2 separate regions of the Homo sapiens genome follow, and region 2 is linked to region 1. Evidence: chromatin loops called from intact Hi-C (ENCODE). Cell type or tissue: endothelial cell of umbilical vein. All regions are shown on one strand. Links, peaks and the distances in the headings refer to the core of each region. The heading gives the core; the rest is flanking DNA. Region 1 has its middle 50 kb from the start of AADACL2-AS1. Region 2 has its middle 120 kb from the start of AADACL2-AS1.

The links. A loop is a pair of places that touch in the nucleus more often than their neighbours do. Peaks named below come from ENCODE experiments on the same cell type or tissue, not always from the same donor. Only the 100,000 strongest peaks of a DNase experiment are listed, where the experiment ranks them.
Region 2: a loop joins it to region 1, with 7 times the contacts of the local background. A loop is called at or near these places in 2 of 110 quality-filtered maps.

Annotation. Positions count from the first base shown.
Region 1 is chr3:151,972,293-151,983,788 of GRCh38, reverse strand. No RefSeq gene overlaps it. Among named protein-coding and RNA genes, the nearest start is that of AADACL2-AS1, 50 kb to the right of the region's middle. In endothelial cell of umbilical vein, for the core only: no CTCF peak of the experiment used is centred there; DNase peaks (open chromatin) are centred at 7,388 and 9,538; H3K27ac peaks cover 3,321 bases.
Region 2 is chr3:152,043,250-152,058,339 of GRCh38, reverse strand. No RefSeq gene overlaps it. Among named protein-coding and RNA genes, the nearest start is that of AADACL2-AS1, 120 kb to the right of the region's middle. In endothelial cell of umbilical vein, for the core only: no CTCF peak of the experiment used is centred there; a DNase peak (open chromatin) is centred at 10,659; H3K27ac peaks cover 1,188 bases.

The DNA.
Region 1 (11,496 bases), core at 3,497-11,496:
TAAAGCAGCAGCAGGATTCTGCTACAGAGAAATCGTTCATGGAAGGAAGAGTCACGTGACACAGCAAACTTCATTTTTACCTTATTTTAAGAAATTGCCACAGCTATCTCAAACTTCAGCAACCACCACCCTGATCTGTCAGCAGCCATCAACACTGAGATAAGCCCCTTTACCACCAAAAAGATTAGGACTTGCTGAAGGCTCAGATAATCATTAGCAATTTTTAACTTAAAAAGGTATTTTTAATTAAGGTATGTATATTTTTTTAGACAAAATGCTTTTGCACACTCAGTAGGCTATAGTATAATGTAAACTGAACTTGTATATGCACTGGGAAACCAAAGAATTTGCATGAACTGATTTATTGTGATATTTGCTTTATTGTAGTGATCTGGAACCAAACCTGCAGTATCTTCAAGGTATGCCTATATAATGTATGATTTTGTTTATATATAATTCTTACAATGACAAAATTATAAATGTGGAGAACAGTTAAGCCATTGCCATATGTTAAGAATTTGTGGTTATGAAAGGGCAACACAAGGGATCCAGTATTTGACTGTGGTGGTTAATAAATGAATACACACATATGATAAAATTGTATAGAACTGTATACATATACACACACATGCATATGCACAAGTGAAAGTAAAATTGGGTAAATCTGAATAAAACATGTGTCTTGTCTAAGTATCAATATCCTGCTTGTGATATTTATACTCTAGTTCTATAACCTGTTACCATTAGAAGAAACTGGGTGAAGGATACACAACTACATGTAAATCTGTATTATCTCAAAACAAAAAGTTTAATTAAAAAAACTAACTCCACACATCCTGTACTAGTTTTTAGGGATGCCATAATGAATACCACAGACTGGGTGGGCTTAAATAACAGAAAGTTATTTTCTTACAATTCTGGAGACTAGAAATCCAAGATTATGTTGTCGGCAGGTTTGGTGTCTGGTGAGGCCTCTCTTCCTTGGCTTGCAGATTGCAGAGGCTGCCTTCTTGTTGTGACTTGACATGATCTTTGTCTAATATTTTCTCCCTATAAAGACATCAGTCATATTGAATTATGGCCCACCCTGAAGACCTTATTTTAACTTAACCACCTTTTAAAATATCTTATATTGGCTGGGCGCAGTGGCTCATGCCTGTAATCCTAGCACTTTGGGAGGCTGAGGCGGGTGGGTCATGAGGTCAGGAGTTCGAGACCAGCCTGACCAACATGGTGAAACCCCATCTCTACTAAAATACAAAAATTAGTGGTGACGAGCACTTGTAATCCCAGCTACTCAGGAGGCTGAGGCAGGAGAATCGCTTGAACCTGGGAGGCGGAGGTTGCAGTGAGCCGAGATCATGCCACTGCACTCCAGCCTGGGTGACAGAACAAGACTCTGTCTCAAAAAAATAAATGAATAAAATAACAGTAAAAATAAATAAATAAAATTAAATATCTTATATTAAAATATGATTCTATTTCGAGTTACTGAAGTTTAGGGCTTTAACATATGAATTTTAGGGAAATACAGTTCAGCCCATAACAGACCTACAACAATAAATGTCTTAGCAGAAACTATAGGCTAAAAGTTTGTGACATTGGATTTGACAATGACTTCTTACATATAACACCAAAAGCACAGGCAACAAAAGATAAATTAGACTATTTCGAAATTAAAACGTCTGTGCCCTGCATTTAGGGCACAATCAATAGAGCAAATAGACAACTCCTGGAATTGCAGAAAATATTTGCACATCATAGATCTGATAAGGGGTTAATATACAGAATATATGAAGAATTCCCACAAATCAACAACAAAAAGTAGACATTTTAAAATAGGCAAATGACTTGAATAGACATTTCTTCGAAGAAAACATACAAATGACCAATGACCAGATAACAAGACACTTAACATCACTAATTATTAGGGAAATGTAAATGAGATGACACCTATGTACTAGAATGGTTATTATTAAAGAAGCAGGAAATAACAAGTGTTGGTGAAGACAGGGAGAAACTGGAAACCTGTGCACAGTTGGAGGGAAAGTAAATGCTGCAGACACTGTAGAAAACTAGAAAACAGTATGGTTATTTCTCAAAAAAATTAAACATAGAATTAGACTATGATCCAGCAATTTCACTTCTGGGTATATATACTCAAAATAATTGAAAGGAGGGACTCAAAGATATTTGCACACCAGTGTTCATACTAGCATTATTCATAATAACCAACTTGTGGAAGTAAAATGAGTGTGCAGTAACAGATGAATGGATGAATACAATAGGGTATATAAAGGAAGGAGGTTCTGACATTTCCCACAACATAGATGAACCTTGAAAACATTATGCTAAATAAAATAACCCAGTTACAAAAGGACAAATATTGCATGACTCCACTAAATGAGGTACCTAGAGTAGTCAAATTCATAGAGATTGAAAGTAGAATTGTGATTGCAAGGTTTGGGAGAGGAGGATATATGAAATAATTATTTAATAGGTACAGAATTTTAATTTTGTAGGATGAAAAGAAAGAGTTCATGGGTAGATGGTGGTGATAGTAGCACAACAATATGAATGCACTTAATACCACTGAAATGTACATTTAAAAATGGCTAAGATGGTAAATTTTATGCTACATTTATTTTCCACAATTAAAATAAATTTAAAATAGATTTTAAAAATCCAAGCAAATATCATAGAGATTTGTGCACACAACAGGCCCCTAGAAAACACTACCACTTCTTCCTATAAACACTAAGATAGATTTTAGTTTTTTTCATTGCTTTCTTTCTAGGACCCATCTATCTGCCTCTCTCCTTTCTAAATCTTACTTCTTCAGCCAGAACCTTGAATTTTAATAGAAGAGATATCTTAAAGAATTGGTCAGATTGGGTCCCTATCACTACACTTCATTATTGTGCATCAAAAACTGAACAGTTGATTAGAGACTATTTTATATATATTGGAAATATGGGAAGTATATATATATATATATATATATCCTATTTAGATGTAAGAAAGCTGTCTTTTGGTATTAATATACCTCTTTTTTATATGACAGCAAATTTAATCATCCAAGTATGATAAGATAATAAGTGTTACCATCTTGTTGCTTGGATACAATGTCATTAATATTCTTGAGGTAATGAAAAAATGGAAGCAAGTTATTTTTCCCTCTGCAGTAAGAGTTGCATCTAATGGAGAATTTTACTTTCTGTTATTTTAATGTAAAATATATTCAGTGTTCTTCATATTATATATTACAGTTAATATATAGCTTGACCACAAGGACCTAATATTAGACTGGACATTTTGCCAGACATGAACTCCTCATTCTTTATTATTTCTTAAAGAATATCTTGAAGGATTTTAATATAGTTAAAATATTATACTGTTAGGTAACATTTGGGAAACATTAGATAAGCATTGTTAAGCATTTATTTATGACTGAGCTTCTCAGACATCTTATGCAATAATTTGTATGTTTTCTCTCCAAGCAGAAGATACAATAAATGGAAGATTTCAAATTTATTTTCTTCCTCTAGCCCTTATTTTTTTAATTTAATCATGTCAGGACTATAAAATGTCCCTTTGGGATGCAGTAAAATTTGGTATTGGGATGGATGAGGATGGGGCAATTTGCCCATGAGGAAATTGAAAACATCTTTATGTTGTTTTTCTCCCTAAAGAGATGAGAAAGGCAAATGTTATTTTTTTCTTATTTAATGAAAACGTTGGTGTTCTGGGAGTGATCCTAGGAAAAACATTGACAATGTTAGCTTGGTGACTAGCATTTAACAAGAACCTGCTGAGCATCAAAGACTTTGCCTTGTTAGAGAAGAGTAATAGAGTGGTGAAAAAGGGAAGTACACAGGGTTGGGAAAGTCTAATGTATTTATTTGAATGCTGCTAAATTAATTCATAGCTCAAAATACAGTGAGTGGTTTAAGACTAGATTATTTAAAATTGAAAAAAGTAGAGACAGGAAGATATAGTTAAAATAATTAGAAAATGTAACCTAAAAACACCATTTTCAATAGTAACAAAATTTAAAGTACACAGGTATAGTCAAACAAGAGATATACAAGAATAAGTCATAGAAAAGTATAAAAATATAAAGCTTTAATGAAAGGCCTTAAAGAAACCTAAATAACTGGCCAGATATACTATGGTCTAGCACAAAAAACACAATATTATAAAGATGGTAATTTTTAAAAATTGATCTGGACCTCTCCCTTGGCTTGCGGATTGCAGAGGCTACCTTCTTGTTGTGTCTTTACATGATCTGTGTCTAATATTTTCTCCCTATAAAGACATCAGTCATATTGGATTAGGGCCCACCCTAAAGACCTTATTTTAACTTAACCACTTTTTAAAATTCAATTAAAAATTCCATCAAGGTTATCTTAAAAACTTGACAATATAATTCTAAAATTTAAATGAAGATGAGAGGGCTTATAATTGCCCTCTTGTCTTCCATTTAAATTGCCAAAATGCTGTTAGAGAAGAAAAATGAAAAAGGGAGACTTGTTTTACAAGATAAAAATACTTACAATGTAGCTATAGCAATTAAGAATACAGTATAGATGCAGGGATAGAGAAATCAATCAATAGAACTTAGAAATAATCCAAGCATATATGGAACTTTGATATGTAACAGAGATGACATAGTAGATTATTGAAAAAGGAAGGACTATTAAAAAAGAGAGCTGAGGCCAGGCATGGTGGTCATGCCTATAATTTCAGCACTTTGGGAGGCCGAGGCAGGTGAATCACTTAGGTCAGGAGTTTTGAGACCAGTTTGGTCAACATGGTGAAACCTTCTCTCTACCAAAAAAAAAAAAAAAAAAAAAAATGTAGCCAGACGTTGTGGCCCACGCCTGTAGTGTCCCAGCTACTCCAGAGGCTGAGGCAGGAGAATCACTTGAACCCAGGAGGTGGAGGTTGTAGTGAGCTGAGATCTCGTGCCACTGCACTCCACCCGGGGCAACACACTGAGACGTGGTCTCAACAAAAAAACACAATAAAAAAAATAGAGCTGAAAATACTTGATAAGCCATATGGAGGCGGAAAAATGGCTTCAGTTCATGGTATGTCACATAACCAAAATCAACTCCACGTGTATTAAGGTCAAAAGCAAAATTAAAGATTTTGGAAGAAATTCTAGTATAAAATATTTCTAATCTTGGATGGAGCAGACTTTTGAAAACAAGATACAAACAGCGATAACCAGGAAAGAAAATGACTTGGTAAATTATATTACATTAATATAAAGCATAGTTCATCAAAAGATGCCTTTTAGAAAGTAAAAAAAAAAAAGGTAAAACTAGAAGAAGATATTCATAACATATATAAAGATCCAAAGAAGATTAACATGAAGAACATGTATATCCAATATGTGATTGGAAAAAATTGTCTTACATTGATTGCTAAGAGATGGAGAGAGTGGTGATCAATACAATCTCTTCTACAATGTTGGTGGCAGTACACATTGGTACAACTTCTTTGGAAGACAACTTGTATTGTCTATAAAGTTCAACATTTGTGTACCCTATGACTCAGCCATTCTACTTACAGTTTAACTGTAGGTACTTGGATACCTGTACAAAAATATTGATAGCAGTACTCTCTGTACTCTCTCTGCCACAGGAAAACAACTGATCTGGAAACACCCCAAATTGCTCTCCATGAGAAAATGAATACATGAAGTGCAGTATATTCACACAGTAGAATATTATACAGCAGTGAACAATTAATGAACTACAACTAAATTCGACAGGTAGGGATCTTAGCACACAATATTTGAATTTAAAAAAGCATTTCCGGGAAACTAAAAACAGTATACACAAAAACCACGCCGGGAGCGGAGGCTCAGGCCTGTGATCCCAGCACTTTGGGAGGCCGAGGTGGGCAGATCAGGAGGTCAGGAGATCGAGACTATCCTGGCTAACACAGTGAAACCCCGTCTCTACTAAAAATACAAAAAATTAGCCGGGCGTGGTGGCGGGTGCCTGTAGTCCCAGCTACTCGGGAGGCTGAGGCAGGAGAATGGCATGAACCCAGGAGGTGGAGCTTGCAATAAGCCAAAATCGCACCACTGCACTCCAGCCTGGGGGACAGAGTGATACTCCGTCTCCAAAAAATAAAAATAAAAATAAAAAAACACAATATATTCTTTAGATATAGATATATATGATATATAGCTAGAGCAAGACATAAATAATATAGAAATAAATAAAACAAGAAAATGAAAACCACAAAATTCTCAAGAAAGTCGTTAGTTTTGACAGAAGAATGAGTGGATAAGCATGGATCTAGGTTAGCACAGGATGAATATAAGTTGCTAGTAATATTGTAGTTCTTAGGTTGACTGTTATAAATGTTATTTTTCCTAATAAATTCATAGTCTGGGCTGGGCGCGGTGGCTCACACCTGTAATCCCCGCACTTTGGGAAGCCGAGGCAGGCAGATCACCTGAGGTCAGGAGTTCGAGACCAGCCTGACTAACATGGTGAAACCCTGTCTCTACTGAAAATACATAAATTACCCAGGTGTGATGGCAGGTGCCTGTAATCCCAACTACTCCAGAGGCTGAGGCATGAGAATTGCCTGTACCTAGGAGGCAGAGGTTGCAGTGAGCCGAGATCGTGCCACTGCACTCCAGCCAGGGCAACAGAGTGAGACTCCAAATCAAAAAAAAAAAAAAAAAGTCTGTCAGTGGACCATTTATGTACTGTTAATGATTTGCTCAATTTTGTACACCTTATTTCCACAAGGAAAATTTAAAGATATGATTACATTTTTACATTGTGATGTCCTCACTCCACAGAAGCTGCTATTAGAATGGAAGTTAGCTGACTTTTAAGCTACTCTGCTTCCCAGGGTTTAGAAAGACTTTCTGTTCTGGTTCTACCATATGGAAAACCAGGAGGTCTTTGGGAACCTCCAATGCAACTCTGGCATCACGAACCTTCCTTGATATGTGTGGAAATAGAGAGTTCCAAATGCACAGCAAGACTTTTCTGTGTGTCAATTGGAAATATTTTGAATGTCGCTAAAGTTCTTTCTCTTTAGAAAACCTTATTTTTGGAGCAATCATTCTGCATTGGAGCCTGTAAATCATTAAATCTAATTTTTTTCATTTTTCTAATGACAAAGGTCAAACTCACAGAAGTTGGATTGCCTCCAGCAATGATTGTGTCACTGAAATGAAAATCGATGGAAATAGGTCAATTCCTATCTTTGGCCATACTGAAATCTGTGACTTTCCTTAATTAGTTTAGGACTTAAGTCATCTGAAACAGCAGCAGGAGCTGTAAAGTAAACTAAATTGTGGTTTTCATGAGTCATTGATGCTCATCACAACTGGTTGCCTTTCAAACCCTAGTGGCATCTTTGGCCTCATTGGAATGCATTAAAATGTTCCTTTTTCTGACAGTGTTCTTGCTTGCTTTCCTGTACACTCACTTTCCACTGGGCATATTCCAGCCTCTATTGGTTAGTGTTTTAATAGCTACCTTCCTCAGCCAGGAAGCAGCTTAAGCTACAATTCATTCATACTGGTAAAAATAGATCTTTTCTGAGAACTACAATGTCCAAGTCACTTGAGAAAAACATCTGAATAGCAGAAGGATGTAGATAAAACATAACAACTAAAGAAGAAAAACAAAGAATTTTATTTGATTGGGAGATGATTGGCAGTCTAACTTGCAGTGTTTCTGTTAACCCTAAAATGGAAGCAAAAGGCCAATTTTGATTTCATTTTAATGTTATGATCTTTATGGTGTTCTGCTCAAACCTTAGGAATATCATTAAAAAACAAAAAAATGAAAAACTCCCCCTAAAACGTCTAGCATTGTGGAGTCTAGATGAAACGTGTATGGCTTGAGAACATAAAGTTTGATGAAAGAGAAGGCCATTTTGCATTCATTCATTTACTCATTTACCCATTCATTGATTACCAGGTATCTTCTTTTTTTTTTTGAGATGGAGTCTTGCTCTGTCGCCCATGCTGGAGTGCAGTGGCTTGATCTCTGCTCACTGCAAGCTCCGCCTCCCCGGTTCACGCCATTCTCCTGCCTCAGCCTCACAAGTAGCTGGGACTACAGGTGCCCACCACCACGCCCGGCTAATTTTTTGTATTTTTAGTAGAGACGGGGTTTCATCATGTTAGCCAGGATAGTCTCGATCTCCTGACCTCATGATCCGCCTGCCTTGGCCTCCCAAAGTGCTGGGATTACAGGCGTGAGCCATCACGCCCGGCCGTACCTTCTTTTTATAAGGCACTGGATATTGATCGAAACCAATTTAAAGCATAGCCTCTTGCTTCAAAGAGTTTATATCTAATAGGATTTATTCCTCTATAATAAAGATAAACCAATATTTTAATCTGTCACTAAACCACAGAAACATATCTTTCAACATATAATTGAACTTGAATATTAAACTCATGAGAAAACACATTTGGGCATTTCTTTTCCTTTAGAACATTTACCTTGTGCTTAAAAGTTATGTTTATAAATCAAACCATTTAGGGTTCACCATGATTTTTATGTGATAAAAGATATGAAAAACAGTACAAAACCAAGCACCAACAAAAACAAGAAAACCTCAAAAGGAGACAAATACCTATAGAAAAATCATTAATTTATTGAATACATATTTATTTAGTGTTCCGTGTTCAATATACTACATTTACTGCCACATGGAGGTATAAACATGATAAGCAAAAAAATCTTCACCTTCCCAGTTTATAATTCTATTGAAAGATAAGAGAAATAAACATGCAGACATAAAACCCAAAAGTTACTCGGTTGGTTGTAATGTATCCTAAAACTCAAATAAATATTAGGCTCTCCAATATCTTTCTCAAACAACTTTGTAATTTTTTTCCTTTTATGGTGCATAACACAATTTGTGCTTATTTATTGACTGGCATAGCTTTTTAAAATGTCAATGAACTCTGTTAGGCTATAAGTTCCATGAAGATAGAAATAATCTCTATCTTGCTGCCTGAGTTTTCTAAGTATGTAGCACATGGAAGCACTCCATAAATATTTTTAATGAGTGACAAAATAAATGAATGGTGGAAGGATAATAACCATACCTTTATTTCAAGAAACACTATATAATAATAAAAAATAATGACAAGTATGATCATGTTGAAAATGCTCAGATAACATTTAGGGGAAAAGATCAAACAGTGATGCAAAAGTATACCCAGAAAAGATCTCCAAGTAAAAATAGATCTTTAAAAAGAGAAAATATATAAAATATTTTCTTTGGTAAAATATGAGCTAAATCATTTGCTCACATTATTTTCTACATTTTCCAAATTTCTAAAATGATAAAATTTTCCATTTAAGGTAACGAATTACAAAAGGATACATTAAATGAAGTTGACAATAGGTCCATTACAGAGTTTGGGGGACGTTCTAATGAGATTGTAAAAGATTAAAGGAGATTATGGCTAAAGAGATTATGATCAGTGTGTTAATTCTGTCCTCTAGGGAAAATGCACGAGATTAGTCATGACTCCAGATGGTGCCAGGACCTTCTGTATCAGGAGTTACAACTGTTAAAAAAACATAGTTTAGGGTTGCACTTAGGACATGTTATTTGGTAAATTCTAACTCATCACAAAAATTAGACTTAATTCATAGGCCAAGTTATTTTGATTTAAATTTAATAGTCAAGTTTAAATTTTTCATTTAACACATAATAAAGTCATTCTAAATAGTAGTAAAAGATAATTCATATAATGTAATTATCATTCTTATACCTAGTGTCCTTGTTTTTCTGAGAGATACTAGGAGTCTTGTTTGGTCATAAAATTTCTATAAGCCAAAGAATAATACTGTCAGAGGCGTTCAAACTAGAGCGACCCCATTTTGAGTGAGGGCTAGGAAAATGAGGCTGAGACTTGCTGGGCTGCATTCCCAGAAAGTTAGGCATTCCTAGACTCTGGATGTTTATGGTTAAGGGAACAGATTAATAATGTTTACTAAAACAGACCCAGACTTGGGAGTGTCCAGATATCCCGATATCTGCATAACAAAGGCATTCCCAATATTGCTTTAAAGAAAATAATACCGTTTCTTGCAAAATACAGTATTTAATGAAATTAATCCTTTATCACAAACCCTTGTAGCAGAACACATCTCCCCATATATGCAATCATTGTACCTAGGGTGGATGCGTTCTTCCTCTTACTTTCAGGTACATCCCACTCTGTCTATGGAGCAGCTGTCCTTTCACCACTTTACTTTCTTAATGAACTTGCTTTTGCTTTGCACCGTGCACTTGCCCTGAATTCTTTCTTATGCAAGATCCAAGAACCCTCTCTTGGGGTCTGGATCGGGATCCCTTTCCTGTAACAATGGTATTTGCACAAAAATTCTCAGAAATTTAGCAAGGCTTACTAGGTATAAACTGACAAGAACAATTAACTAGCACTCCCTTTCCCACTATGATTAGTTTATGAAACATTTCAAACATACCACAAGTTGAAAGTACTTTACAGTGAACACCCATAGGGCTACGCCATTTGTTGTTAACATCTTATTTTATTAGCTTTATTTCATATCTATACAGCAATTCTTCTAAAGTTCATCACCTAACAAATATTTTGTAATGCAATTCAAAGCAAATGGCACTTTCCTCTACATACTTCAGATACACTATTAACCAGAATTGGATGTCTGTTTGTCGTATTTTCTTTTAATATAAAACCTACAACAAAATGGGCAACGTTTAAGTATATATTTGCTTAGCTATGACAAATTAATATTCTTGTATAACCAATAACCCTATTAACATCTGTAATATTACCATCCTTTCCTAGTTAATCTCTACCTTCATTCTTTGAGGCAAGCACTGTCCTGATTTCTTTATACCTAGATTAGTTCTGTCTATTCTAGAATTTGATATAAATAGAATCATACAGTACATACTCCTTGAGTAAGTCTTCATTTACTTTGCATCCTGGGTTATTTCCGGTTTATGCCTATTATGATAAAGTTAATATAGAGATAGGTTCATAGGAGCTACTGTGATGATGATTGTTATTAACAGAGTAGACTCTGGTGATTTGATTTTCAGGCAAAAGACACGAGACAAGTAAGGAACAGGTCAAGGGAGGAATGGAATGGAGAGGCACAGATCCTCATGAGAAAAACTTTCTTGTCAGATATGTTCAGAACAGATAACATAAATTAGGTAGCATTTTTCTGAACTCATGAACATAAATTATCCTGGCCCCTACTTATTATTGCCTGAAAGGATTTTGTCAGAAAGAGCAAAAACAATAATAATAATAATTAATAATAACTTAGCCAGGTATGGGCATGTGCCTGTAGGCCTAGCTCCTCCAGAGGCTGAGGCATCAGGATTGCCTGGGCTTGAGTCCAAGGGTTTGAGGCTGTAGTGAGCTATGATCACACCACTACACTCCAGCCTAGGAGAGAAAGCAAGACTCTGTCCCTTAAAAAGAAA
Region 2 (15,090 bases), core at 7,091-15,090, 71 kb before region 1:
AACAGAAGGGCAAGGGTTGAAACACCACCTGTTGGGTAACATGCTCACTACCTGGGTAACAGGTTCAATTGTACCCCAAGGCTCAGCATTATGCAATATAGTTACGTAACAAACTTGCACTTGCACCCCCTCAATCTAAAATACAGGTTGAGGGCTGGATGTGGTACAGTCCTATCACTTTGGGAGGCCAAGGTGGGAGGATTGCTTGAGGCCAAGAGTTTGAGACCAGCCTGGGCAACACAGCAAGACCCTGTCTCCACAGAAAATTTTTAAAAATTAGCTGGGCATGGTGATGCATGCCTCTAGTCCCAACTGAGGTGGGAGGCTGAGGCGGGGGAGGATCACTTGAGCCCAAGAGGACAAGGCTGAAGTGAGCTATGATTATACCACTGCATTCCAGCTGAACAGCAGAGGGAGACCCTGTCTCTTTAAAAAAGAAAAAAATAAGAAAGTTGAAAAAAGAAAAAACCCACAAAAATAAAAAATAAAAAAAAGAAGCAATGTGGTGGTCTAATATGGGCCAAGGTTGGAAAAAGAAATGATGAGGTTGAAGAGACCAGTCAGAAGGTTATTGTGAATGGAAGATTACTGTGGGGGGGTTGGGCAACATGGAGCCATGAAGCAGTTCACTGCTAAAGCTGACAGACTGTAAAATGTTTGGATATAGGTAGTTAGGAAGGAGTCTCAGACAATTCAGCAATTCCCACCTTGAATTACTGGGTAGGATTATCTCCTTACTGAAGGGATCTGGATCTCTCTGTCTCTCTCTCCCTCTCTCTTTTAGCGGGTGGGGCTGAGTTGGTGGACTCTCATGAGTTTGGCACACGACTTTCATGTGCATATGGGACATGGTAATGGAAACCTATTATTTAGTCTAGCCATGAAAAATCTTATCTCTTTACCACCTCCTGTTCTTAAAACATGTCTCTTCTCACTTCACATGGTTTTGAAGAAGCTGTCATTTGTGCAAGGATCCCTTTATATATCCAGAATGGATGGGGTGGGTTAATATCTTCCTAGAAATTCGCCCATCCTAGGATGTGACATCCTAAGGAGTCAATGCCTTATATTATTAAAGCAGAACAGAGAAAACAAAGTAGGTCTTTCTCTGAGTTCTGAAACTGAGGCTCTGCAAACTTGGGGACCATTGTTGGTTACATGCCAACGTGTGGGCTAACGAGTACAAAAAGCTAACTGCCAGTGTACAAAAAAAGTGTAAACAGATGCTCTGAGAGAGAAAATGAGAGATGAAAGATTTCCTGAGTTTCTCTCAGGACTGTGGCCTCTTGTGGTGGCCATACATCCCATCCCTTAGGCTTTTTGGCATTCTCCAGTAACAGCCCCAGTAAATCTTTCTTTTTCTCTTTGATTTTGCCTAAGCTAGCTAAAGTCCATTTGTTTTTTTCTTTCTGTTTGTTTTTAAAACTAAAGTGGTTTCAAGCCCCTTCTGAATGCAGATGTTCATTTTGCAAAGAACAATATTCAGGATATAATATCAAAACTTGAGTATAGAGTTAGACAGCATCAATATAGTTTCAGGAGCTGAAGCTCTAGAAGTGGATGAAAATGTCAGGAAGGAGCAAGCAGAATGTAAAGAGAACAGGCCTGAGGGCAAAACCTTAGTAACTACCTAATGTAATGATAAACAAAGAGGAAGAGGTGTTTTTCCATAGGCAGAGAAGACAGGTGAAATAGGTTGACAGAAGCCATAAAAGACAAAGGAATTTCAAATATGATGTGTGGATAATAACTCTGCTAAATATTGCAAAGAGGTCAAACAGGATGAGGGCTAATAAGAAGCTATTGAATTAGGCAAACAAATGATTATTGTTCACTTTTGTTAGATGTAAACAGTTTCAATAGAATGAGAAGGATGTCGCCTAAAAATGGATAAATAATGAATGAGTGAAGATTGATCTTGCAAGGTGTGTGAAGGGGTGGAAAAGAAAGAGACAGTGGTTAGAGGAAGCAATTGTGTTACTTTCAACGAATGTTTTGTTTGACAAATATTTAGTTCTTACTATGCGCCAGGTACTAAACAAAGCTAAGTGCTAAAGTAGATACAGTTCCTGCCAGCAACAATTTATAGTCCAGTGATGAAAACTCATAAACTCATAAACAAAGGTGATGAGAAAGTCAGGACTAAAGAAAGCCATCTTTAACTCCTCCATAGGTATGTGATCATAAAAAACTTGATGTCTAAAAAACATGTCAATTTTGTATGCCTCTGCATTTGCCTGCATGCTCATGTGTATGAGCACACATGTAAATCACACTCATACAAAACACATACAGTCTAAGCTGAAATAACTAGTTTGTTTAAAGCAATCAATACTATAACCACTTGTTTGGATGTGCAAGCTAACTACCCAGACCAGTTCTAACGCATAGTATGAAAATCAAGCTGGGACACTGTTCGCTTACCTGCAGCTTAAGAGTGAATTATTTCTCTTACACGACAACTGAAACAATGCAAGGAATGGGTAGCCTTAAACATCTCCCACTCAGACAAACTGGGGTGATTGTGTTTGTAGAATAAGAATGAAACATTCAGTTGAATTACACTAGTATTTTTTTTTGTTTATTTTTTAAAACAGCAATGAGAACTATATATATATATATTTAATTTCTTTAGTTAAGAAAAATTATTTCCAAATAGTACTACTAAACTTTCCACAGATGGAAGATTTTAGTACTTTTAAGGGGACACCCCTAAGTGTCTACTTTTTAAATAAAAGAATGCCAATAATAAAATTCTTTAAAGGAGAGGCTCCTGTTTATGAGTTATTCATATTCTACTCATAGATATGGGAAAATAGCTCCTATCTATAATTTTATCATCTGGCCAGGGTCTGACCTTAGGAACTTCAAATGCTTCTTCTCAATAGTGTTTCAAATATGCCAAAAGCTTATGATAGTTAATCAGTTTTGACAGATTTTTACTTACATTTTTATCTAAGATTATTGTGCACTATAAACGTCTTATTTTTTTCATCCTATCACCGTGTTGTAGAGGAAAAGGAAATCCAGTTGATGAAAAAAAACTGATGTACCAAACAAATAAAAACAATAAAATAACTACAGTTTAAATGAATTCAGTCTACTCATCAAGCCAATACATTTTAGAGAGAGGAACTAGAACAAGATATACAGCCTATGTAGAAAATTGTAGTTGGTCCTAAAACGATTACTACATCAAAAGTATATTTTCTTCATTTTGTATGAACTGGACTCTGACCAGGTCAACCTAGTAGCTTGTATTATAATGTTTGTGAGTCTATTTGCCTATTTCTTTTCATTAGAATTTAAAAACAGAATTGCCAAATATACCTCAAATTTAACCCTTGATTATATCTACTTCAAATCTTTTCTTTTGCCTAGCTTTTCCTCAATTTTGTTACTTCCCTCATATTCAGTTATTGCAGCCATGAATCTAAGTATGATCCTTAATTTCCTTTCCTCAAACTTGCTCATGACATATGTCATATTCTTGTAATCGCTATAGTCCAAACATTGTACCAAATAGACCTACTTTGCTACAGCTCTGCTACTGCGATCCTTTCTCAAGCCCCCTTTTTTCTCACCTATAATCTGGCATTGGCTCTCTAATTGGTTATGCTGCTCCCCCTGAAGACTGTAGGCCATTCTCCATACTGTAATGGTCTTATAAAATGGGAATCAGTGCACATGGCAGTGCTGCATCAAATCATCTAGAATTTTTAGAATAAAATCCCAATACCTCACCATGGCCTGTAAGGCCAAACATGATGAGACGTCTCTCATACACCTTTACCATTCTCTCTTTCTCTCATTACACTGCAGCCACACTGGCCTTTTTCAGTTCCTTAAACTCTCCAGTCTTGCTTCGATTCTAGGGCTTTTGTACTTGCAGTTGTTTCTGCTTGGAATATTCGTACTAAAAAAGTATTATGCAATTTGATTATGACCATGAAAGATAATTTAGTTCAAATCAAAGAAAATTATCTTTTTTTTCCTAAAAAAAAAAAAGAAAGAAATTATGTCTTGCTCTCTTGCCCAGGCTGGAGTGCAATGGCACAATCAACTCACTGCAGCCCTGAACTCCTGGGTTCAAGCAATCCTCCCACCTTAGCCTCCCAACTAGCTAGGAATAGGTGCACATCCCCATGCCTGGCTAATTTTTTATTTGTTTGAGATAAGATCTTGCTATGTTGCTTAGGCGCCTCTGGGAACTCCTGGCTTTAGGTGTTCCTCCACCAAAGCCTCCCAAAGTGCTGGGATTACAGCTGTGAGTCACTGCACCAGGTCTAAAGAAAAATATATTTTAGTATATGTCATACAAGCCCCAAATACATACATTGTTTAGTCAAGAGTTATTAGGATGTTAGGGACAATATATTGGTCCAGTTACTATAATTGCACAATAAACAATCCTGAATTTAGTGGCATAAAACAACAACCATTTTATTATGCTCATGGTTTCTGTGGGTCAGGAATTTTAAAAGGGTTCAGTGGAGATGACTTTGCCTCATATCTGGGTTCTCAGCTAGGAAGTCTCAAGGACTAGGAATGACTTGAGAGTGGTAAGATTAAAATTACCTGAAGGATCATTTACTCTTATGATTGATGTGTTGATGCTGTCAGATGGAAACTCAACTGGACCTTTCAATATGGCTGGCTTCCTCACAATATGGTAACTGCATTCCAAGAGAGAACATCTTAATAGAAACAGGCGGAAGGTACCCAGCCTTTTAAAAATGTAGACACAGAAGTCACATAACATTGTTTCCACTGTATTTACAAGTCTGCCCAGATTCAAGGGAAATAAACATAGACCTCACCTGTTAATAGCAGGAGTGTCAAAGTTGCAATGTAAGAACAGCATGTGATATGGGAGATGTTGTTGCCACTAACTTCCACATGTATATTACCTTCAATTATGGTGTCATGAAAAGCACCACAGCAGTTGGCTGCAAAACAACTACAGGTGTCAATGTCAAAGATGAAACAAAGTATAATAGATCACTTGGTCTCACCCAGAAGATAAATATTTATGCTGTTGGATATTTTGTATCAGCTAGTTTTAAAGCCTTGCCACTTAAAAAAATAAAAATGCCTTATTTCAATGGAGCAGAGTCATTTAATATAGCAAGGGTAATTTTCAATAACATAATTTAAGGTATAATTTATCATATTACTTACCAGATAATGCTTGTGATAGCTTATGGTAAAAAAATGAAAGACTACAAACCACCACATAAAAGATCAAAGAAGAGATGGGAAATCAATAGGAAACTCTTTAGAGCTTGCCAGACTTCACAATGCCTCACTTCTCTAGGTCATATTGTACTTTTCAAATTATTATGAGACAAAAAGTTTTAGGACATCAAGCAATTAAGACCAGCCAAAGTATAATTCACACCATATTCCTCATCAAATGTGATGTAGAATCTGTTCAGAGACATTTCTGCTGTTGCTTTTGTATGTCTGCCTAAACATGAGGAACCTCAGCTATTCATACCTTCAAGCTCTCCTGTCTTGCTTTGCTTGATGATCAAACACCAATAATAGAGGTGACTAATTTATAGGTAAGAAACTATATCCTTGAATATGTATATATTTCATTTGATTTATAAAATTAATTGATTGGCTAAATATTGCTTGAAAAATAAAGTATGATGATATGTAATATAACATTTTTGGAAAAAAAAATGGAAGATTAAATTTATTGGCACATATGAACAGAATGAATTCTCATATGTATAAAGGCTATGAGGAGAGGCACTAACAAAATACATAACTTGAAGAATCCTTTTAAACTAAATTTGAGTTTGTAAGGCATCAAACCCTATCACTATACATAATTTATTGAGGTGAGAAGTCCAGGCTTGTGTATGTAAAATGTTTCTTTTGAATGTATTTGTTCTGTTATTTGGGTACTTACAATTTAATCTTGAAAACGTTGATAACTTGGCTCTTACAATTCAAAATTTAACTTGAAATATATAATCCAGAATGTAGACTTGTGCAATTGTTTTCTTTGTAAAAGATTCTTTTAATTTTATTACCCACTTAGCAAAAGCCTATTCATCCCTCAAGATCTAGCTCAAATATTTTCAGTTTCCATAACACTAAGTTCTGTTATGACACTCACTCTATTTCACTCTATTTGTAATGTAACTTGAGTTTCCTCATGCCTCACTAACCATGGAGATAAATGGGTCACATAAATGAAAATGACCAAAATTGCTTTAATGTTGACCCAACCTGCTCAAGTAGTAACTCAGTGCCCTGGGAATTGTCTTTCAAACATTTCTAGTAGTAGACAGGGTTGATCCACATGTACCTACAAGCTGGCTTCACAAGGGACATTTACTATCTCCCACCAGGCTGACACTGGATACTGCTGTGTCCACTGGGAATGTACCATCTCCTGCTGAGCACCAGGGTCTCTGCTGTTGCTCTGGTGCAGCTACTTCAGACTGTACCAAGATGTACCAGACTGAGTTTTCGTGGTATCTAGGAGAAGGAAGTGCTGTGCACAAGGAGAAAGAATTCTCATCTTCACTGCTCTGTTTTATGCTTTGTCACTGTATATGAGCAGTTCTGCTGTGTTCCCATACCTCAGTGGTTTTTCATGAAAATAACTATGGAAACCTATTTCACCACTGGGATCAGATTACATTCCATGGGGGTTATCTTCATTCTCTTGTCCTCCCAGTTATGTCAGATGACAATGTTCAATCTCTTCTTTTCAGCCCAAACAAGAGACAAACATGCCGTCATGTACTTACTCTGTGCAGTCACATTCCAACCCATTCAGCTCTCCAACCAGGTCATAGACATGGTCAGAGATTATTGACTCTCACTTCGGCTGAAGGAGCAGTTCCTGCAACATTTCTTTATACATTTTTCAGCCTCAGAAGTTTATAAGTCCTTGAGGACATGAACCAAGAGTCTTATTTCTCTGCGTTGAATCAGAACTAAAAAGTAAATTTAAACCAACACATAGGCCAGCACCTTAATTCTAAAGACAGCAAACTGTAGCATCTCTTAAGGACTGTGGTTTTACTCGACCTGCAAGTTGGCAAGTTAACCCACCATAGTTTTATGAAAACAGGCAGAAGTCACAAGACTCTTGGATCAGAAACAAAGCATTTCATTACTCACAACACAGCAAGAAACATGAGTTTTATGTTTGCATCAAATTCCCTTCTGCTACTGGAGTGACCTATTGCTTCACAGCTGAGAAGCCCAAAACTTAGGGAACCCTAATATTTTACAATGGGTTGCACAAGCAACCTTCCCAAGTTTTGCACAGAGTAAATCATTATCTTTATTATACTGGAGAGTAAACAAACCTTCCCTCTGTTCTGGAAGGAGACTTTAACCTCCAAGGTTGTTCACTATACAAATGTCCTTGAAAAGATAATCTTTTAAGGCTCAACAAAGACCATAGGTGCTTCTGCTGTAAGACATGCGGAAACTCAGGAAACCTATCAGAATTCTCTTCCAGAAGTATCAAGAATTAAGGTGACCTTCTGTTTCCAGGGTTAGTAAATAGAAGATGAGAATGCAGGTCATTTGGAACATGATCCAGTAATTTCTTTGAGTGAGACAGGAACAGAAAAGAAATGGGATAATATTAATAGTTCAGTTTCATTGATTAATACTACTAAGGTCATGTAAAGCCTTTCTAAAATATATTTTTTAAGTTTTAATATCACTGTGGTTATTCATATCCTGTAATAAGCATTATATATTATATATATTATAATTATATATAAATTATATATTAAAATTATATATGTATAAATATGTGTATGAATTATATATATAAATTATATATGTAAATACTATAAATATAGTTATATATAGAGAGAGAGAAAGAGAGAGAGAGCACAAGACAGGGTCTCACTCTGTAGCCCAGGCTGTAGTACAGCGACACAATCATAGAGCATTACAGCCTCAACCTCCCACTCAAGCAATCCTCCCACGTCAGTTTTCTGGGTAGCTGGGACTGTAGGCACATGCCACCATGCCAGGCTAAAATTTTTTGTGTGTATTTATTGTAGAGATGGAATTTTACCATGTTGCCCAGGCTGGTCTTGAACTCCTAGGCTCAAGTAATCTGCCTTCCTTGGCTTCCCAAAGTGCTGGGATTACAGGTGTGAACCACTGTACCCAGGCCAATATTATATTAATTGTATAAATTCCAAGCTTTTTTTCAATTTTTAAAAAAGATTTTGTCATATATGTGTATATATTAGAAAGAAATTGCCAGAACAACAACAAAAAAAAACCTCATTAATTAGGGAGGCCATATTTTGCAAAATAATGTCTGGAAAAAAATTCACCAAAGTTAAACAGCTAATATTACTATGAACACTTTTAAAAGAGATATTCTCTAGACCACTATGTGATGTGGCCTCGGTATTTTACTATAAGATGATGAAAAAATATTGACTTGGTCACCAAGAGCTCCTCACTGTTGATTCATTATATTTCCCAATATGAGGAACCATTTTATGATGGTTAGGCCTACAGTTCTGTATTCTCTCTTAAACTATATTCTTCCAGATACCTTCCAGAGCCACTCTCTGTGTGACACCCAGACAATGAATAAAATATATATATAAGCTAATGGGCACCAGCAGGTGTATTGGAAAGAAACCTGGATTGAAAATAAAGAATTTTGGGATCAATTCCCAGTACCTAATGCATGACAAGAAAAGATAAATAAAAAAAGGGACAAAAACAAGCACTTAGTCATTTTTTACATAAATTTTACTTAATTTTAACCAAAGGGTTAATGAAGGTTAAATATTAGGAGTTTATAAGCACATCAATTACATCACAGGATGCAATTGACAAAATCCAGACTGTAAGATGCTCTACAGAATGTGAACATTTTGCTTTTTATCCATAAATAATTAGCAAGATGGGTAGGGAGAGAGAGAGAGAAAAAAAAAAGAGGAGAGAGAGAGAGAGAGAGAAAAGAGAGTTTAAGAGAGACTTATTGGACATATATTGTAATTTTTGGTCCTTATTTGGGTCTGGGAAAAGCAAACTAAAAGTTAAAAGTTTTAATGAGCTAATTAGGAAGTTTGATAGAATTAACAAATTATTGCCATTTTGAAGGTATAATTATGGAACTGTGGTTACATTTAAAGGAGTCCTTATTTTTTTTGGAGATACAAACAAATGTTTACAGATAGAGTATTAGCTGCAATTTGCTTCAAAATAATACAACCTACCACTAACTGCCCAGTTAACTATAAATATCTCAGGTCCCCTTCTGCTTTTGGTATTCATTTACTCCGGAGGCAGTGAAGAAAGAAACACAAGTTCTTTTGTAATCATGGGAAACTACTCATGACTTCCCTCCTGGATTCATTTGGTACCTTCTCCTGAATTCAGTGATAATTATCTTAGAAATCTTTTCAGTATAGGTAGAACAAAACTCAGTATTAGAAGAAAGATGTCAAACTCTACACCAAGGATCTATGAAAAAGGCCTTTCTGTATTGCCCAGAAATTATCAGCAATGTATGGATATTAAAATAAACCAAATATGACAATATTGCTATTAAAATATTTGTAAAATTTACTAAGTGGCGGATAGTTCCCCCTTCTAGATTTTAGTTGAATTAAATTAATGTGATTTCAATGGTATAATCAAAACATCACTGCCTTTTCTGACTGTGATATCAGGCTCATGCTAAGATAACTAACCTATGTTCCCCAAATAGAGCAACTTCTCTGTAAAGGAATTCTATCTGTAAAGGATTTCTATCTCTGTAGAATCTCACACAGAATAACTCATGAGAGTTAGTGGAGCAAAACAGGATGGTGATGCAAAGTGTCATTTTCTTTTTTGAGTTGGGGTCTCACTCTATCACCCAGGCTGGAGTGCAATGGTGTGATCTCACTCACTGCAAACTTCACCTCCCAAGCTCAAGCCATCCCCCTTCTTCAGCCTCCCGAGTAGCTGTAACTACAGGTGTGCACCACTGTGGCCAGCTAATTTTTTGTATTTTTTGGTAGAGACGACGTTTCAGCATGTTGCAGGCTGGTCTCAAACTCCTTAGCTCAGGCAGTCCACCTGCCTCAGCCTTCCAAAATGCTGGGATTACAGGCACGAGCCACCATGCATGGCCCAAAGTTTGATTTTTGGTCATACTAGTTTGGCATTGATTTTTGACTTGTTATTACTAACTTTTGGTAGTCTTAACTTGATTTAATTGTTGATCATCAAAGAGCATAATGAGTTAGAGGACCATAAGATAATTAGCACCAGGGAAAAAATAGTCAACACTAAAGAAATATTAAAAATGTATTGAATTTTTAAACCAAAAAAGGAGGTGATCACTCTTTGAAAGCAAATTTAAACTTGCTCTTTTTAATAGTAGTTATAAAGAAGGTCATTTAGGAGATCCACATTAGGCTTGAATTGAGAGTCATGTAACTTTTTAATTTTATTTTTATTTTTCACTTTGAGTTAGAGAAGAGTTATTCTAGGGGAAGTAAGAACTCCTCCATGACAAAGGCAAAGAAATCCATAGACTGTGTTTGTGTTTCTCAGTGTTCTGTGTATCAGGTATTTTATTCAGACCAATGTTGAAATGTCACAGGATAATGTTTGTTATTACTGGCTTCTACTTACCCTTGTGAAATCAGGAGTGATTGTTCACCTCAGAGGATTTCCTCTTGTAAATGACCCAAGAGAAAACAATAACTCATGTTGATTGCTGTAGTTGGTGATGTGAACATGGAAAACCTTGTACCCTGAGGGAACAATACAAAGATTACAAATATATTGATATTTTGCATGAATTCTAATTGTCTCCAGTGTTAGATTTCAGTTAATTTGAGAGCTGATAATAATAACAGCAATAGATAAGAGCCTTGATGTTGAGTGTTCTCAAAAATCAGTTGTTGAAAATCATATAGCACATACATTGGGTGACATACAACTTACTGTCCAAACTGAGACACTTTTGAGAATGAAATGGAGTGCTGTTCATAATTATGCTGTGAATTAGGTAAACTCTGACCAAACTCTAACACATAATCATGTTTATATATGCAATTATCCTAAATACATCTACTAAATAGTGGAATAAATATATGGCACCAAATATTACTTATTTTAGTGTATTTTTCAGAAAATAAAATGAAAATGAAATGCATAAAAAGAGGCCACGTGCGGTGGCTCACTTCTGTAATCGCACCATTTGAGGAGGGTGAGGAAGGAGAATCACTTGAAGCCAGGAGTTCAAGACCAGTCTGGACAACAAAGAGAGACCTTGTCTCTACAAAAGATTTAAAAATTAACCAAGTACAGTGGCATTTGCTTGTAGTCCCAGCTACTCAGGAGGCTCAGGTGTGATAATCATTTGAGCCCAGGAGTTTGAAGCTGCAGTGAACTATGATTGCCCCACTGCACTCCAGCATGGGAAACAGCAAGAGAACCCATCTCTAAAAAAAATAAAAATCACTAAAAGTCAAGATCCTATTTTATTTGTCTAAAGACTGTTTTTCATACTTAGTGTTATATTTTAAGGAAAAGCAAAATTAAATTTTCTTGATATATCTTACCTAATAAAATCTCTTTCATAGAAGTGATCAACAGAGGTAGTAATAGATTGGTCAGATAGGCTAAAAAATGAGGTTACTTGCTAAAAATAATGTTACTTGTTTAATTGATTTCTCTCTTCTTTAATTGCTTTTGCATCTATTGCTAGTGCTGTACAATTTAACACTAAAGTTATCAAATCCCGCTTATTCATTTTACAGATGGGCAAGTCATTTAACTTTCTCAGAATAGTACACTATAGCCTGGAAGGCATGTCTCTGACAGTTTTTTTCCACTGTAGGAAGCTGCCTCTTTAATAGCATTCTATCATTGAATGTCAGTCTTTTGCTCACTGTTCTCCATCTCTGCCCTCTAGGGTGGAGCTTTCTGTACCTAGTGTATGCCCCACTGATACGCAGAGCTCAGCAATTCTTCAAGAACTTGTGAAGAATGAGAAGGGTATATATTTTATCAAAGATTACATGGGGTAGGCAAATGAGAAGTTTAATATTGAACACCTCCAGTAAACCAATAGAGGCTCTTCTATTTGACATGTCTTCTAGTAAACATTTTTGGAACCCATCATTGTCAGGTTTTCTTATCATTCTGGATATTTGGTAACCCTTACTTCTCAGCTCCTTTGGATTGGGTGGGATTATGGTACTAGTTTTGGTCAAAGGACTGTGACAGAAGTGAAATGCATTACTTCCAGGTGGAAGCATTTTATTGTATATATGAGACCCTTTATTCTCTCTTCTACAGCTATGGCAATCATGAGAAGACCTTGGGTTTTGACAGTAGAGACCTAGGACAGAAGTGGCCTGGACTGCTGAGTTGGAATGCTGCCCAAACTCAAAAGGTGATTTGTGGAGAAAGAAGCCCTCATTATGTTAAGACAGCTAAAGCACCGAGCTGTGAGGGTTGTACGCTGCCCAGCCTAACTTTGCTTATCCTGTCTAGGACATGTCTCCATTACAGATCATCCTCTCTGCCCCAGTGCTACTCTAAACAAGTTATCTCCAGACTTGCACACATAAAACCATCATTATGCTTATCTAAACAAAAGGGGCCTCCTTAGAATGGAATCTCTAGTTTGTGTGTACACATATGTATCTGTAAGCAATAGAACATTTGGTAATTATTCTACTGATAATTCTGTGAATGTATTTTATTGAATCAGAGAAGAAGTTTCTTGAAGATGACAGGTTCTGTAGATAAGTTTCAAGCAATATGAATCCCCTGAAATGATGACCTTTTTTAGTTGTTGTCTATGCATAGGTGCATCTCATCTCTAGTTTTTATCATATTTTCAAAGAAGTCCCTTAAAAAAAATCTAGGAACCTCTAGTGAAGGAATAACATAATTTAGGAAAGGGGAGAACTTACAGTGGGGTCCAGATTCCAGCTCTGATACTTGCTGGTTGTGCTATATATTCTTACCACTGTCCTAGATTTAGCAAGATTAGAAGAATTGATTACTCACTCTAGCTGATTTATAATAATCTGAGGTATATTAACCGGAATAAAATTAACTAATTTAAATAGCACTACATCAAGTCAGTAGATAGGATAATTTTAGGGCAGAACATTTTCCTATTTGCCTGTTCTCTCCATTTAAGCAAATTACAGAAGTCAGATTATCAACACATTTGTTGCTAAGAAACCAGTCTTCACAAGAGATACTGCTGTTACATGGACTCCATAGTTCAGTTGGTCTGGAAAATACCTTTTCCCTTGGATCATGTTTGAATAGGCAAGACCATAACTGCCTCCCATCTACCTTCCTCTTTCTCTTCCTCTTCTCCATCTCTTCCCCTTCTCTTTCTTCTCTATTTCTGAGGCTGACCAATACTTATTCTGGAAAATTCAGTGTATAGACTACAGCCAAGCCTTCAAAGGCCCGGATGCCATTCCATAATTTTTGTATCTCTGCTCAGATCTGATGAGCTGATGTATAATATATATACCACTCAGAGGGTTATAGTATTTCCAAGATATAGGGTATAGCCTCATTATTGTGCCCCCCACTAACTATCTTATTTCTAGGCACAGATAATACTTAAAGGATAATTTTTTCATTATAAGTATCTCAAACTTTGATACCATATAATCTTTTATCAGATATATATGTAATATATATCACAGAGATATGAGATATATATCTGATAAAAGATCAGATAAAAGATATCACATATCATATATCTGTGATATATATATCATATATCTCTGCCTTAGGATGAATGTAAAACTATGTTTTAAAAGTATTTCTCTCATTCTTTATAATATAAAATTTGACAATGTAAAAATATTTACTCAATTTTAATAAAAATTGGAAAAGCGAATTTCAGAAAATATTTGTATTTTGATTACATTTAATAGTCTTTTTAAAACTTGGTGCCTAGAGAAACAGCCATTTTTAGAGGATACAACTTCTGACTGTAGTATTAAGATTGTAGCAAGAAGGTAAGTGGTATACACAGTACAGTTATCTGGACCAGTGCTTCTCAAATGAATATGCCTTTGAATCACCTGGGGATATTGCTAACATGCAGATTCTCATTTAGTAGCTCTGGGTTGGGGCTGAGATTCTGCGTTTCAAATAAGCTCCAGGTAATGCTGGTGCTAATGGCTGATACTTTGAGTAGCAAGGGTCTGTACACAAGGGTAACACCACTAAATTAGAATATGTATAGTTTGGCCTCTGTATTCTTCTGTGATACTTTCATAACTAACATTTCTCCCTACCCACAGCAAATCAGTATTCTTGCTTTGGGACACATCCCATACAACTGCATTATAATATCTAGTTGGCCTATGTTTGCTCTAAGAATGTGAGATGAGTAACTATTTCTTTCATAATAAATAGTTAAAATATTTTCCAATAGAGAGTTGAACCAAAGTAACATAGCAGTGGCCAGTGGCATGCATCTTGCCAAGGTCTTAGGGTTTACTGAATTGTGCCAATTATACTTCCCAGAGCAATGTTGCACCTCGGCAAGGGGACATTTGCTCACGCATTTATAAAGTTACATGATGTGGAATAAATTGAGAGAAATAGGAAAGAGAAGCAGTTATGCCTGAGAAGACTGCCAAATATCTTGGCACCAAAGAATTCTGCTTGATTTCCTTCGTGGAGCTTATTCAACTTGGCTTTCTCTCAGTTTAATTTGGAATTAATTTTCTATGGCATTGACCTTTGACAGTTTCTGACCTTAGACACACACAAGTAGTTGAATCTATTGCTACTTTGAAGCAATTGCCACCTAATTTTGGTAAATGCGCTGAAAACTCATATCTTTTTATATGAAATTGAGATTATACATATACCATGGACATCTCTAATATGAGCTAATATCAAGATACCTTCAATTACTGTCATAATTTGAGAGATTCTGGCTTTCATAGAACCTTGAGCAAGAACATTATTTCCAAACATCATATTTCTTAGATATAAAATGGGGATAATAATAACAATAATCTCTAAAGTTAATGATGAAAGTGGCTGGTTGGCTTTATAACTTCTTTCTTTCCTTTT